2 separate regions of the Homo sapiens genome follow, and region 2 is linked to region 1. The links are chromatin loops, found by intact Hi-C in ENCODE. Cell type or tissue: heart right ventricle. All regions are shown on one strand.

Region 1 (8,000 bases):
ATTCTTAAAAATCAATTTAAAGTTATGTAAAAAGGATGCCTGATGTGAATTCATTCAAGAGTGAAACAGATTGAAGTCTGGGTGGCTTACTGATAGCATGCTTTTTAAAAAAATCAACTTTATTTTTTAGAGCAGTTTTAAGTTCACAGCAAAATAGAGCAGAAAGTGCAGAGAATTTTCTTTTATGACTTTTGCTCCCACACACACATACATACACATACATACACACACACACACACACACAGCCTCCCCACAATTAACACCTCTTGCCTTTGTTACAATCAACTAGCCTATATTGACATTTTATTATCATCCAAAGTCCATGGTTTACATTAGAGTTCACTTTTGGTGTTGTACATTCTATGGGTTTTGACAAACACATAAGTACATTCATTCACCATTATAGTACCATATAGAATAGTTTCACTGCCCTAAAAATTCCCTACATTCTTCACAGTTTTTCCTCCCTCCCTCCAATCTCTCACAACCATTGACCTTTCTACTGTCTCCATAGTTTTGTCTTTTCCAGAATGTCATATGGTTGAAGTCATATAGTATATAGCTTTTTCAGATTGGCTCATTTCACTTAGCAATGTGCATTTAAGATTTCTCTATGTCTTTTCACAGCTTGATGGCTTCTTTTTCTTTTCCTTTTTTTTTTTTTTTTTTTTGAGACAGGGTCTCACTCTGTGCCCAGGCTGGAATGCAGTGGCACAAACATGGCTCACTACAGCCTCTCCTTTCCGGGCTCAAGCAATCCTCCTCTCTCAGTCCCCCCAAGTAGCTGGGACTACAGGCACATGCCACCACGTTTGGCTAATTTTTGTATTTTTTGTAGAGATGGGTTTTTGCCATGTTGGCCAGGGTGGTCTCGAACTCTTGGGCACAAGTGATCCATCCACCTCGGCCTCTCAAACTGCTGGGATTATAGGCGTGAGCCACTGCACCCAGCTGATAGCTTATTTCTTTTTAGCACTGAAAAATATTCCATTGTCTGGATGTACTACAGTTTATTCATCCATTCACCTACTAAGAGACAATTTGGTTGCCTCCAATTTTTGACAATTATGAATAAAGCTGCTATAAACATCTGCATGCAGGTTTTATGTGGACATAACTTTTCAACTCATCTGAGTAAATACCAAGGCTCATGATTACTGGATTGTATGGCAAAAGTGTGTTTAGTTTTTTTAAGAAATTGACAAACTATTTTCAACAGTGGCTGGGTGTTTAGTTTTTTAAGAAATTATCAAATTGTTTTCTACATGGCTGGGGTTTGGGCCATACTCCTGAAAGATACAATTGCAAATGCTGTAATATCAAATGTTGAAATCCCAAAAGATCAAAATCCCTAAAGTCTAAAATCCCAAAAATCCTGATCCTGATAGACCAAAATCACAATATAATTCTGGAAAGATAATTAAAAAACAATTTTTTAAAGACATTTACTTACATTTGTAAAGGAGGTTTGTTTGAGAAACATAAAAACACAACCGAACACTTCATAGGCATTTGAGATTATGGCATTTGGGATTTTGTCTTTCGGATTATGATTGGCACTGTGTAACGGCTCTACCATTATGCATTCCCACCAGCAATGAATGAAGAGTTCTTGCTGCACCAGCATTTGGCATTTGATGTTGTTAATGTTTTGCATTTGAGCCATTCTAATATGTATGTAGTGGTATCTCGTTTTAATTTGCAATTTGCTAATGGCATACAATGTCGACAATTTCATATGCTTATTTGCTATCTGTATGTCTTCTTTGGTGAGTTTTTAGAGTACTTTGGACCCCAGTCCTTTATCAAATGTATTTTGCAAATGTTTTCTCCCAGTCTGTGGCTTGTCATTTCATTCTCTTGACAGTGCTTTCACAGATTAAACGTTTTTAATTTAATGAAGTACAACTTATCAATTATTTCTTTCATGGATCATGCCTTTGGTGTTGGATCTAAAATATTCACCTCAAACCCAAGGTCATCTAGATTTTCTTCTGTTATCTTCTAGGAGTTTCATAGTTTAGCATTTTACATTTCAGTCTATAATCCATTTTGAGCTGATTTTTGTGAAGTTTAAGATCTGTGTCTAGATTCATCTTTTTGCATGTGAACATCCCCTTGTTCAGCACCATTTGTTGAAAACTTATCTTTTCTCCATTGTATTCCCTTTGCTCCTTTATAAAAAAAATCAGTTGATAGTATTTGTATGGGTCTATACCTGTGCTCTCTATTCTGTTCCATTGATCTATTTTTCTATTATTTTGCAAATACCATACTGTCCTTATTACTGTAGCTTTATAGTAAGTCTTGAAGTCAGGTAGTGACAGTCCTCCAACTTTGTGCTTCTTCAATATTATGTTTGCTATACTAGGTCTTTTGCCTGTCCTTATAAACTTAAGAATCTGTTAATAGGCCGGGCACAGTGGCTCACGCCTGCAATCCCAGCACTTTGGGAGGCCGAGGCGGGGGGATCACGAGGTCAGGAGATTGAGACCATCCCGGTGAACAGGGTGAAACCCCATCTCTACTATAAATACAAAAAATTAGCCGGGCGTGGTGGCGGGCGCCTGTAGTCCCAGCTACTCGGGAAGCTGAGGCAGGAGAATGGTGTGAACCTGGGAGGCGGAGCTTGCAGTGAGCCGAGATCGCCCCACTGCACTCCAGCCTGGGCAACACAGTGAGACTCCGTTTCAGGAAAAAAAAAAAAAAAAAAAAAGATTCTGTTAATATCCAGGAAATTATTTTCTGGGATTTTGGTTTGGTCTGCCTTGGATCTATACATCAAGTTGGGAAGAAGTGATGTCTTGGTAATATTGAGTCTTCCTATCCATAAACATGGAATCTCTCTCCTTTATTTAGCTTTTTATATGTTCATCAGAGTTTTATAACTTCCCTTATAAAGGTCTTACATATTTTTGTTAGTTTTATGCCTAAGTATTTAAGTTGGGGGTATTATTGTAAATGGGATTTTGGTTTTAATTTCAAATCTCATTTGTTTGTTGCTGGCATATAGGAAAGCAATTAACTTTTGTATATCAACCTATTTTTGCCACCTTGTTATCATTGCTTATTAGCTCCAGGAGGGTTTTTTTGGTCAATTCTTTCAGATTTTCTACATAGATAATCATGTCATCTGCAAACAAAGGCAGTTCTATTTTCTTCTTCCCAATCTGTATACTTTTTACTTCTTTTTCTTGTCTTATTGCATTAGCTAGGACTTCCAATAAATATGATGTTGAAAAGGGTTGGTCAAAGGAGACGTCCTTGCCTTGCTCCTGATCTTAGTGGGAAAGCTTCAATTTCTTACCATTAAGTACGATGTTAGCTGAAAGATTTTTGCATATGTTCTTTATCAAGTTGAGTAAGTTCCCCTCTATTACTAGTTTGCTGAGAGTTCTGATCATGAATGAGAGCTGGTTTTTGTCAGATGCTTTTTCTGCATCTATTGATATGATCATGTGATTTTTCTTCTTTAGCCTGTTGATATGACAGATTACATTAATTGATTTTCAAATGGTGAACCAGATTTGCATTATTAGAATAAACTGCACTTGGTCATAATGCATAATTATCTTTATACATCATTGGATTGGATTTGCTAATATTTTGTTGAGGACTTTTGCATCTATGTTCATAAGCCATATTTGTCTGTAGTTTTCTTTTTTTCTAATGTCTCTGTCTGATTTTGGTATTAGATATTAGAGTAATTATGGCCTCATAAAATGAGTTAGGAAATGTTTCCTCTGCTTCTGTCTTCTGAAAGATTATAGAGCATTGGTACAATATTTTTCTTAAATATTTGGTAGGATTTGCCAATGAGCCCATCTGGACTTGGTGCTTTCTGTTCTAGAAATTATCATTATTAATTCAATTATTTAATATATATAAGCCTATTTAGATTGTCCATTATATAATATTTTGATAAGTCCAATATGTTCATTCCACTCCCATTGTTAAGCTCTTTGAGCAGCTTCATAGTTATCTTTTAAGTTTAGGCTATGCCTTTTAATCCACTGTCATTTTTCAACACCACTGCCTGCACTGTTACTACTTACATTTACCCAAAAGTGTCAAGCTCTGACACACGCCTATGAATTTACAAGGACCTTTCTGTATTCCTGAAGCATCCTATTGTAAGCCATGTTTATCCTACTAAACTCCTGTTTCCCTGGAAGTCTTTCCTGATGTCTCCAAGCAGTCAAGCTGCCCCATTCAACTTGTACAAGAGAAAAACAAAAATTATGTTTTAAAACTACAAAGAGGAAAGTCCAAACTTTTAAATAGTTATTTAAATTTTTCAATTTCATTCAAGATATACAATGAAATAAACTATAATATGCTGATTTGGTTGTGGATTAAGTCCTGTCATTTATAAATTTACTATCTAAGATGGACAGACACATTCTGACACAGCACATCAACAATGATAAAATACTGAACAAAAAGATAACATTTCAATATAAGACAAGGATTAAAATGTACTAAAATTGAAGGGAAACTTCAGTACCCAATTAGGTATATGCTTACATGTGTTCATATCTAAAAAGTGCATCAGGACAAGTTTGTGTCTTTTTGTCTCTTTTTATTTATTCTGAATAATTAGGAGTTCAAATTCAGGAATTACACAGTGTATGTAGGGCAAACAATATCTCCATCACTGACTTGTACCTGACCAAGATCTGTGAAATTTTGGGTAAATGACTAAACTCAGTCTCAGTCTCCTCATGGGATAAAAGTACATCGTAACTGGTGGTGACAGTAAATGATGGTAACGATATTTCTTGAATTATTAAAAGTAATGTCTTATATAGACCGCTCTTTCCTCCCACATATGGTATTTGAAACAATATTTTTTTTTTTACTATGAATCCATAGTGCTCTGTGAGTAAGAACCTAACTGTTAAATAGAGGACCCCTTCTTCAACACAGTTTCCCCTTTATTCATTTTTAAAACTTTAACAAAAGTAGTAGAATATGGTGAACACTAGATGGAGCATCATTCCAAGTAGAATAATCCTTCCTAACCAAGAACTTTTTAGTATAGCTTAAAATTAAATTATGTCTTGTATATTTCAAAATAGCGAAAAGAGAATAATTCAAATGTTTCTAACATAAATAAAAAACAAACAAGGTGATAGATATCCCAATTACACTGATTTGACCTTTACAAATTATACAAATGTATTTAATAATCACATGTGCCCTGAAAATTTATACCTCTATTATATGTCAATTAAAAAGTAAAACTTTCAAAATAATAAGTCATACCTAGAAAAGTAATCACTCATAATTACAGGTCACTGGACACATTTTGCAAGTAAACATAAATGGCTTTGGATATCTCAGGGATGTGGATAGGAGAACACAGACAACACAAAGATGTGGATACACAGTAATCATATGTGATATTATGGGCTGTGTTCCCCCAAAATTCACATGTTGAAGTCCTAACACCATATATCTCAGCATGTGACTATCTTGGGATAAAGGATCTTTAAAGAGGTAATTAAGTTAAAATGAAGTCATTAGGATGGACTCTAATTGAATATGACTGGTATCCTTCTAAGAAGAAGAAATTTGGACACGGACACACAAACAAAAAACAATGTGAAGACACAGGAAGAAGACATTTATCTACAAGTCAAAGACAGAGGCCTGGAACAGATCCTTCCTTCATGGTCCTTAGGAGAAACCAACCCTGCTAACATCTTGTTCTTGCACTTCTAGCCTCTAGAAGTGTAAAAAAAAAAAAAAAAAAAATTTAATTCCTGTTGTTTAAGCTACCCAGTCTGTCATATTTTGTTATGGAAACCCTAGCAAGCTAATGCATATGGAAAGGAATACTAGAATGTGAGATCCACGAGGACAGGAATTTTGGTCTTTTTTGGTCCCTGATGTGGCCCAAACACCTGGAACAATGCCTGGCACATAGTTGGTATGCAATAAATATTTGCTAAGTGAGCTAATAAAAAAGCAGATTAATAAGATTCTTTTCATAGATAACTCCAATAAATAGCACTAATATTACAGTAATGCTTTTTATTTTCATAAGTCCTGAGGATCCGGACTCCCGGTATCTTACCTAGTGCTGTGATGTAATTAGTCTGCTGCCACAGCCCAAGTGTATAAAATCCTCTGGTGAATCTCTTGTGATGATTCAAATCCTGGAGTAATTTCCTGAAAAAGAGAAGAGCTAAGAAGACAAAAACCTTGTTGTAATGCAATAAGTGTGAATTAATACATATTAAAAAAAAACAGATCAAATTTGTTAGTCCCATCCTAGAGAAAATGTCACAGACAGATGTAATTTGATGGTATTGCTGTTCTCTCAAGGTATTTAGTTAGCTGACTTCCATAAAAGCATCGAAAACATCCTGGATTAGCAATTTAAAGGAAAAAAAAAAGACTTTTCTATTGTTCTTATTAAAGCACTGCTATGGACACAGGAAAAAGGCTAATTAAATTTCCTTCTGTCTTATTCAATTACGGATTCATGGTGCATATCTGTCTTTAACCTGATCTCCAAGTCTTAATGTTATCACTATTACCATCAATCAATACTTAATTTGGTACCTTGAATATGCTAGGCAAATAACAGCAAAATAAAACATAAAGGAAATACGGAACGGCCAGGCGTGGTGGCTCACGCCAGTAATCCCAGCACTTTGGGAGGCCAAGGCAGGTGGATCACGAGGTTAGGAGATCGAGACCATCCTGGCTAACACAGTGAAACCCCGTCTCTACTAAAAATACAAAAAATTAGCCAGGCGTGGTGGCAGGTGCCTGTAGTCCCAGCTACTCGGGAGGCTGAGGCCGAAGAATTGCTTGAACCCAGGAGGCAGAGGTTGCAGTGAGTCGAGATCATGCCATTGCACTCCAGCCTGGGTGACAGAGCAACATTCCATCTAAAAAATAAAAAATAAAAATAAAAAATAAAGGAAATATGGAACATCTACTCTGATTTTCAAACTATATATAAGTATCCTTCAAATAACAACTAGAGGAAAAATTCACCAAAATTGTAATAGCAGTTTTGTTAGAGGTGATAAGAAATTCTCTCTTCAAAGTACTCACAATTTTATATGTCTCCATTTAAAAAGCATAATGTTATTTATTTATTTATTTTATTTTATTTTTTGAGATGGAATCTCACTCTGTTGCCTAAGCTGGAGTGCAGTGGCATGATCTCCGCTCACTGCAACCTCCGCCTCCCGGGTTCAAGCAATTCTCCTGCCTCAGCCTCCCAAGTAGCTGGGATTACAAGCATGCGCCACCATGCCCGGCTAATTTTTTGTATTTTCAGTAGAGGCGGGGTTTTACCATGTTGCCCAGGCTGGTCTCAAACTCCTGACCTCAAGTGATCTGCCTACCTCAGCCTCCCAAAGTTCTGGGATACAGGCATGAGCCACTGCGCCTGGCCATAAGGTTCTTTAAAAAAAATCATTCTAACTTCTAATCATTACTGGGAGAAAATTTAAGATTAAAAATCCTCCAAAAGGAGAAAGGGATGTACTAATATTTGTTTTTTTCTAATCTTAAGAGTGAGAAATTGATTTTTAAAGTACATTTAATCAATACATTTATAACAGAATATGCACGAGAAAGCCAGAATACACCAATTTCATGGGCAAGTGAGAGTAAGCATATTTAAATAAAAAATTGGAAACTCTATTCTAAAAGCAGTTTAAAAATCAAGTCAAAGCTTGTTCTTAGTTTAGGGCCAGGAATTAGTTTTAGAACTGATGCAATCTGAAACCAGAGCCAAGAAGTGTTTACCAAAGTCTTTACCCCAAAGGGAGACACTTCTAATTCTCCAGAAGGGACACTACACTGTTAAGATTGTCTTGAGACTTGGGCTTAGGTAACTGATAGGGGTACACATATTAAATTCATTTTGAAATACCATTTTCCTTTCCAACAAAAATGAAACCTAAATCCTTTTTCACAATATGCAATTTGTAATCAAGGCCTCCTCTACCGAAGGGTTTAATTAGTTTCTT
Region 2 (8,000 bases), 98 kb after region 1:
CTAACTAAAAAGAGAAGAGGAAATAAACCAGACAGTGCAGCCTCCCAGAAGCAAAAGGAGGGAGTTTCTGGAACTGCACTAGAGACTGGCACATGGAGTCCTGAGGAAAGAGCACTGGATTGGACATCGAGGAGGTCACTGGGGCCTCCCTGATTGAACCAAGGTTCCGTGGAGGTGGGCACAGGGCTGGTACATTGCAGGGGGCAGAGGAGTAAAGAGGGATGAATAAGCAAAGCTCTCAGGCGACGGTTGCTCAGCTGGGTCTATGCCAGCCTGGCCCTGCAGGGTCTGCGGAAGACAGGGCCCCTGTGTCATAGTCACCAAAAGCATCAACAGAGCATAACATTCTTTTTGTTGACAGATTACATTGAGGCAACTTGGCTTTTGGAGTTATCAGGGCTCAGTCTCAAAGGCAGATGCATCAGAGCCAAGACCCGGCCCTCAAGTCCTCCTATTAGGGCAGCACTAGGGCTACCTCTTTGTCAGCAGAACCTTTGGATAGCCGCTGATGGGGTGAGTCAGCTTTCTGGGCCCGGCAGACCTTTTGGGAATCCCTGGCTTTTGGGGCACAACATCCTGGGGACCACCAAAAAGCCCTTTCACCTGAGCTTTGGGAAAGAGGAACAGCTCCGGCTGTGGGTGGCTCATGTCACCATCTGGAAGCCAGCTGGGCCACAGCAGACGCGTAAGTCCTGTATTCATTCATCCCCTTCTCCTTTTGGCAGAAAAGGGATGGCGTGGGTTGGAGGGGTGTTTTCCTGGGTTCTTGCACAATTGCTCATTAGAAATTCACTTCTGTTTGGGTGTTGGAAGCTGGGCGATTCCCCCTAGTAGTGATCCTTCCTGTCTCACTGGTCACAAAGCCCTTTGGCATCTACAAGCTCGTTGGGTCCACACAGCAGCTTTGTTAGGTGGGTAGGGGGAGACCAAGGCACCCATCCTACAGGTGGAGAAACCGAGGCTGAAGCTGGGAGGTGAGCCAGTCTCCTGGCTTCCAGCCCAGGACTCTGCACTCCTCCCCCCACCTCCCCACCTACTTCAGCAGGTCACCTGTGAATCTGATAGTCAGGTGGGCCCCACCCTGCCAGCTGGCCCCAGCGGGCATGACTCATCCGCTTCCCCATGACTCACACACCTCAGGTGCTCCTCCTCTGGTCAACAAGTCCAGAGACTTGGCAAATGGACCCCCATTTTTCTCACCTCTCCAAAGCCTCTGGGAAGAATTCCTGCACCTCCTCTTTATGGGGACTCTGCTCTTCTACAGAATAGCAACCAAGGCCTTGAGAGGGAAAGCAACTCTCCTAAAGTCACATAGCAAGCAACCAGCACAGCCAGGGTGGGAGCCAGGCATCCGGGCACCGAGCCCAGTCCCGGCCTCCTCCCTACAAGATCACTCTCGCCTGACCTCCCTCTCAAGGACAGGAAAGGAGCAGAGACGCACTCTGAGCCTTATTAGGAAGACCTCAGGGACTCCCACTGAATCCACTGTGGCTACAGCGGCTGCTTCCACCACTGAAGTCCCCTCCAGGCTTCCCTGGGCAGCCAGGGCGGGGTTTAAGAGGACGACAGGTGTCTGTATTGCTCTACCTACCTAACAAGGCTGTGCAGGGTGAAGAGTGCTGCTCCGTGGGAAGGCGCTGGGACCAAGGCCGAAGCACTGGACAAAGAGAGCTATGAGCACTACCTGTAAACAAAGGGCACAGAATGTCAGCCTCAGGGGGAGTTCAAGGTCATCTGGTCAAATCCCCATTTGATGTTTCAACCCCTTTCCTCCCCTCCACCAGGGGTCACACAATCAGTACTTGCACACATCCAGCAACACCGCACTCACTACCTGCCAAGGCTGCAAGACCTGCTGCTGGAGGGTTTGGCTGCGTAAAAGAATTGTCCTAAGGATGCACTAAAATCTCTCTCTTCTTATGCCTTGTACCTGCTGGTATTAGCTCTGCCTCCTTTTGGGTCAGCCAGAACAGGTCTGTCCCCCTCTTTCCTGATGGCTCTTTGGAGATTTGAAGACAGTGATCCTGGGCCCCTCAAGTCTTCTACAAATTGTGCACCCCCTTTCCTCCAGCTCTTCCTGAGACCAGGGTTTCCGGTTCGCTCACCCTGTTCCCTGATCTGCTCCAGATGAAACCTGTCCCTACTGACAGCACAAGACCCAGAATTAGACAATCAGTCAAGCTCTATCCAGGACAGGGCAAGCAGGACTCTCACCTCCTTCATTAGAGATATCATGCTTCTATTAATTGAGCCTAAAATCCCATTTGCATTTAAGGCAGCCCTATTGCATGGCTGAATTCAGTTTACAGTCAACTTCAGAGCTGTACGTTAGTACTCTGAAGTTATATAAACTGGGCCCTCACTTAACTGTGTAACTTGAGCAAGCTACATCACTTCTCGGAGTCTCAGTTGCCTTTGCTGTTCAAAGAGGGATAATATTAGAACCTACCATGAGATAAAACATGTTCAGGGTTTTGCACAAGGCATGTGTTTACTCTAATTATTACCCTGATTATTAATAATTAAATTTCTAAGTCTTTTGCCTGCAAATTGTATCTTTCTCATCCTGCACATGTGCGATTTGGGGACCCACCCTGTTGATATGTCATATTCGCAGCTCTGTACCTCAGCATCAGTCTATTATTGTTCTAATGCACTACTGCTGAGCAAGACTGCATTATCAGTGTCTGGTGATAGGACTTTCTCTCCCTCTAGGCTGTAAGCTCCTTGGAGGCAAGGATTCTGTCTGCTTCACCTCTAAAGCTTCAGCATGGCATGTGCCCTGCAAATGGCAGTGCCAGTGGACATATGCTAGATGAGTGGATGAAGGACCATCCCACATCAGCTCATCGTGGAGTATGCAGCTCAGTCCTCCCGCCTCTCAGGGACAACTTGGATCTTCACCGTTCTTCGCCACTAAGAATTCCAGTCATCTACATTCAGAGGGAAGCTGAGCAAACTGGCTCCTGCCCACACTGGAAAATTTCTCTGCCTAAACCAGCTTCCCTAAGCCGAGGGGAGAGTCCAAGATCCCGAAGATGGCAGGGCCGTGCAGGCTCCTGGGATTAAGACACAAACAAGCCCTGTTCTCAGGCTGACAGTAAATGGTTCAGACAGTCCTGATGACTTGTGCATTGTGACTGACACGGGACACAGCCACGGAAGTGGAGTCACGGTACCCAAAACCAGAGAGGTCAGAGGCCAGACACTTATCTGGGCTGCAGGACCTGGTGCCCACCTCTGTGGGTCTTTCTCAAAGACTATGGCAGAAACTTCCTGGTTCCAAGGGACAGACCAAAGCAGAGTTGGGTTCTGTTGTTTCTGCAAATGACTAATGACCTCCCGCACTCTGTCAACTCTGTGTGAGGATGAGCCTTTCGAATCCAGCCCCCCTTCTTTCTACACACCCCAAATTGCACTCTCATCCTCAGATGCACATGGTGGTGCTGCATTTGTTCCCAAGTACAATGTGCTCCTCCCCTACTGCACCTCATCTCGGCAAACAGCACTACCATCCACCATCCACCATCCACCCGGTGGACCAGTCCAGACACCAGGCCCTCACCCTCCTCAACACACCACTCACCCCTTTTGCTCTGTCACTCTCCCCTCCAGTGTATCACCATGTCTTGCTAGTTCAACCCCTGACTGCATCCAGAGTGTCCCCCCTTCTCCCCACCCCAATGCCAACATCTGGGTCCATAGCCCCATCACCTCTTGCCTGCATGACTGCAGAACCTTCCTAACTGATCCTCCTGCAACCTCTCCCTCCTACAATGCATCCTCCTTAGAGCAAGCCCAGACCATGCCACTCCTCTGCCCAGACCTACCATGGCTCCACTATGGCCCCAGATAAAGTCCAAGATCCTTAACAAATCTCTCCACATTCTTCATGACCTGTCCCCTTCAACTCCTTGAGCCTTGGCCCTCATGGCTTCCTGTCTTCCACTATACCCCACCAGGCTCCAGCCAGATGCAATGGCACTCTGTTCCTGAGTCCTCCGTGTAGTCTCCGTACAGACCTCCACACCCCCTAATCTGCCCGGTCACACTCTACTGTAATAGTCTATTTGCAAGTCAGCCTCCCCAATTGCTCCCATGTATCCCAGAGCCTGGCCTAGGGCTGGGACCACCGCAGCTCAAGATTTACCAAAGTAAGAAACTATGACTCCCATGCGTGCACACGTGTGTAACACATACGTGCACGTGCACACACACATTCACAGAGCCGGCAAAGAGTGCAGATGCTGCCATCTATGGGCAAGAAAAGCATTACACTCTCCCTGAGATTCAGACACACCCCAGGAGCTGAGTTTTCAAACTCAGCCAGGTTTAGAATTAGCCCCAGCTAACTCCAAGTTGGTCTGTTTTCCATTTTGGACCTTAAGGCTGCAGCAGCTTAAAAACAAGGTCAGCAAAACCACTGATTCTAGTCCACCACCCACACACTCCAGATGGAGCCATAAAGAGAAGGGTTTCATTCCAGCACTCACAATCCCAGCCTGGGGCTCTCACTACGTGCCTGTTTGCTGAATCACATCCTAGGACATAGGAACAGAAGACGCCTTCTAATAGTCTCAGCTGTGGAAAGGCCAGTCTTTGGGGAGAGAGCTCGCCCGATGAAAGTCTGCAAGCCACCATGGAACCCTGTCTGTCTAGCTGGCTAAAAAGGAGCTTTCTGCTCTGGAGGTGGGATGGGGGGATACTGGAGCAGAGTATTTTTCTCTCCTAAAAGACTGCTCCCAGTTCATTGGGAGGGCCTTCAGACCTGATGGGAGTAACATGATATCTGTCCATTAATGCCATAAGCGTTCAAATGGCCACCCCTAATAACAATAGTTATCATTTTCTGTGCACCTTCCAAGCGTTAAACTCTACAGGCATGTCTCATCATTGCAATAACTCTACCAGGCAGCAATCTTTGTCCTCATTTTGTGAAGCTAGGACACAAGCTCAGAGAGGTGAAGTAATGTGCTCAGGGTCACACAGCTAAGATGTCTGGGCAGTTCCCACCAACGCAGGCTGCCTCCCCTACGTCTTGACCTCACTATATTTCAAAGCTATAAGGCTGGGCCTCTTGCTGACTAGAAAAAAAAAAAAAAGAACATGCAAATCTTTGGGTACTCTAGATCATGGGTCAGCAAACTTTTTCTGTAAAAGGGCCAGACCGTAAATATTTTAGGCTCCATAGGCTACACACCCTCTCTGTTGCATATTCTTCCTTGTTTGTTTGTTATTGTTGTTTTTTAACAACACTTTAAAACTATAAAACCATTCTTAGCTCAGAGGCATACAAAAACAGACTGGGGCCTCCCCAGGACTGTAGTTTGCATCCATAAATACAGAAAGAATGTTTATAATCTCAAGTATAAAAACTTCTGGTGAAAGGGTTGATCAAATGCTAGCTGTATTTCTCCCCCTTCCAATGGCTTTCTACTGAGTCACTCTCTTTCCTAAAGAAGAACCTACTTTGCTACATAATTAAGCAGCAAAGTATTTTAAGGGCTGTTCAGATTCTAGAAACTCATAGCTGCAGATAAAATAGACAGATAAGTCAGATGTCAAAGACAAGACATTAAAAGATCTGGGCTCCAGGCTAGACCCTATTACTGTCACTGGGTCTTTAGCCCTGAACAAGGGACTTGCCTCTTAAGTCCCTTATCTCATAAGTATTGATTCTACACTAATAACAGATTGTTTTCAAATCTTGCAACTGAAAGTGTGATCCCTGGACCAGCTACATCAGCATCACTAGAAATGCAGAGCCTCAGGCCCCACCCCAGACTTGTGGAACCAGAATCTGCATTTTAACAAAAGCCCCAGGCGATCTTAGAATGCTCTAGAACATCTTTTTTGTCCAGCTGAAACACAGTTCATAAAATCTTTGTTAGCAATGAGGAGAGAAAGGGTCTAAAGACATCTTTCATGATGTCATGGTATTAAGTCTCTGACCTAACACATGTACCAGTGATTTCATAAAGCATTCCACTCTAGGACCAATTGACAGACCAAGATCTACCACTGGATCTTAAAATAAAACCTTAACCAGGTAGAAAGGAGACCTAGGGGAACAGGAAAATGTGTATTCCCCATATTATGGAGGGGTGGGGGCAGGGAATAGGTTAGAGAGAGAAATGACTTACCCAAGACCACACAACCAAGACAAACTAGGCGTATGACCACCACCAGGTTTCTTTCTTTCTTTTTTTTTTATTATACTTTAAGTTCTAGGGTACATGTGCACAACCTGCAGGTTTGTTACATATGTATACATGTGCCATGTTGGTGTGCTGCACTCATTAACTCGTCATTTACATTAGGTATATCTCCTAATACTATCCCTCCCCCCTCCTCCCACCCCACTACAGGACCCGACCACCACCAGGTTTCTTAATCTTCCTTAGTCAGGCCTTAGGTTTCATGAGAACTGAAATCATTTTGGTTTGGTAGAGCAGCAATCAGAGGGCTTGCTGTTGGCTTTGGGAAATTCACTTGCTCTCTCAGGGCACAAGTATCTGTAGCCATGAAGTGAGAGGGTAGAGCCAGGCGATTCCTAAAGCCCTGCTATAAAAGTCATGGTTTGGAAAGTTTTGAGATGAGGAGGCAGTCGGGGGGGTGCGCTATGCCAAGGGTCACCACAGTCACACCAAAGTCTCTGGGGGATGGGATCACAGAGCCAAGTCATTCGGTCCTTTGTGAGGAGGCTGAGGAGGGACCTGGCGTGGGCTCTAGCCATGCATCCCCTTGGGGCCACCTCAGCTGGTCACCACAGGCTGGCACGGATGCTAAGGATGTAGCCCATTTTACAGATGAGGAAAATAGGTCCTTGAGAGGGGCTAGGGCTTCTTACCAAAGCAAGGAATTCTTCCCTTCAACTGACAACAGTGCAAGGGTAGCCTGTATTAAGAAAACCTAACACATGAACACACAGATGTGTGCAAATGGTTGATTTGGGAATAATCAGGCTCTTTATAAATAGTGCATTATATTTTACCAACAGATTTGTTACAAAAAGGATTCATTCAGGGCTTTGATGGCAAGGCTCCCAATGCAATGCTTCTCACACTTGAATTCGCACACGAATTCCATGGGGATCTTGTGAAAATCCAGATTTGGATTCAGTAGACCCAAGGTGGGTAGGGTTGCCAGATAAAACATGAGATGCCCAGTTAAATCTAAATGTCAGAAAGACAATAAGATGTCTTGGTATAATTATGCCCCAAACATTCCAAGGGCCATACTCATGCTTAACTGGCACACTGTTTTTTATTTGCTAAATAAGGCAACCCTAAAGATGGAGTCTGAAATCCCACATTTCTGAAAAGCTCAAAGATGAAGCCTTAGTGCATTTAAAATGCAATTTAAATCTATGAAAACTATATTTTATGCAACCATGAATTTTATGGTCTCTTTTTTAAGACCACTGAACAGTCTAGGCAGGCATCTCCCACCTTCTAAAAGAGCATAGAAAGAATTCTGGCTGCCACTGGAACTGGGAACTTGCCTTCCAAGAGAAACAGGTACTGTGGTGGGAGGGGAGGTGGGAGGGGGATGGATACAGGCTAGCCCACAAAAGCCTGTTTTACCTCCGTTCTGAACGATACAGTTCCTTTGGACTACCAGTTCCTGAAGTGAAGCTCAGGACACCAAGAAACATGGCCGTTTCTTCTCTGAGTCCATGAAATGGGAAGGATCTGTCCCTACCTGCTTCCTTTCCAGGGCTCTTTGGAGTCAGATGAGATAATACAAATTCCCAGCATCCACATGATTGCACTGGCCAAGCATTGTGTTAGGTACTTTGTAGAATTCTGTGAAGTGGGTATTGAAGCCCTAACTGTATAGCTGAGAAAAATGAAACTCAGTGAGGTGATGTCCTCAAGGTCTTAGGGCAAGTGCAAAACATAAACCAGAAGGAGAACCAAGTTCTCTCCACTTCTTCGGCCTGGGATCTTAACTTGTTATGCTTTATTGCTGCTGAATTGTGCAAGTGTATTTGCCAA

What was found. A loop is a pair of places that touch in the nucleus more often than their neighbours do. Peaks named below come from ENCODE experiments on the same cell type or tissue, not always from the same donor. Only the 100,000 strongest peaks of a DNase experiment are listed, where the experiment ranks them.
Region 2: it touches region 1 in a loop (5-fold over the local background); 40 of 110 quality-filtered maps call a loop at or near these places.

Annotation. Positions count from the first base shown.
Region 1 is chr9:121,373,408-121,381,407 of GRCh38, reverse strand. It overlaps LOC102723324 (a long non-coding RNA gene), which reads right to left. Exons shown (of 7, transcript NR_187160.1): 2 at 6,083-6,177. Among named protein-coding and RNA genes, the nearest start is that of STOM, 7.2 kb to the right of the region's middle. In heart right ventricle, a CTCF peak has its summit at 4,998 (motif pointing right); no DNase peak of the experiment used is centred here; H3K27ac peaks cover 2,840 bases.
Region 2 is chr9:121,275,154-121,283,153 of GRCh38, reverse strand. It overlaps GSN (gelsolin), which reads right to left. Exons shown (of 18, transcript NM_198252.3): 2 at 1,592-1,684. GSN-AS1 (GSN antisense RNA 1) reads left to right here. Exons shown (of 1, transcript NR_103560.1): 1 at 1-2,386. Among named protein-coding and RNA genes, the nearest start is that of GSN-AS1, 6.4 kb to the left of the region's middle. RefSeq lists an enhancer at 481-1,680. In heart right ventricle, a CTCF peak has its summit at 4,264 (motif pointing left); DNase peaks (open chromatin) are centred at 213, 773, 1,373, 4,373 and 2 weaker places; H3K4me3 peaks cover 1,372 bases; H3K27ac peaks cover 7,198 bases.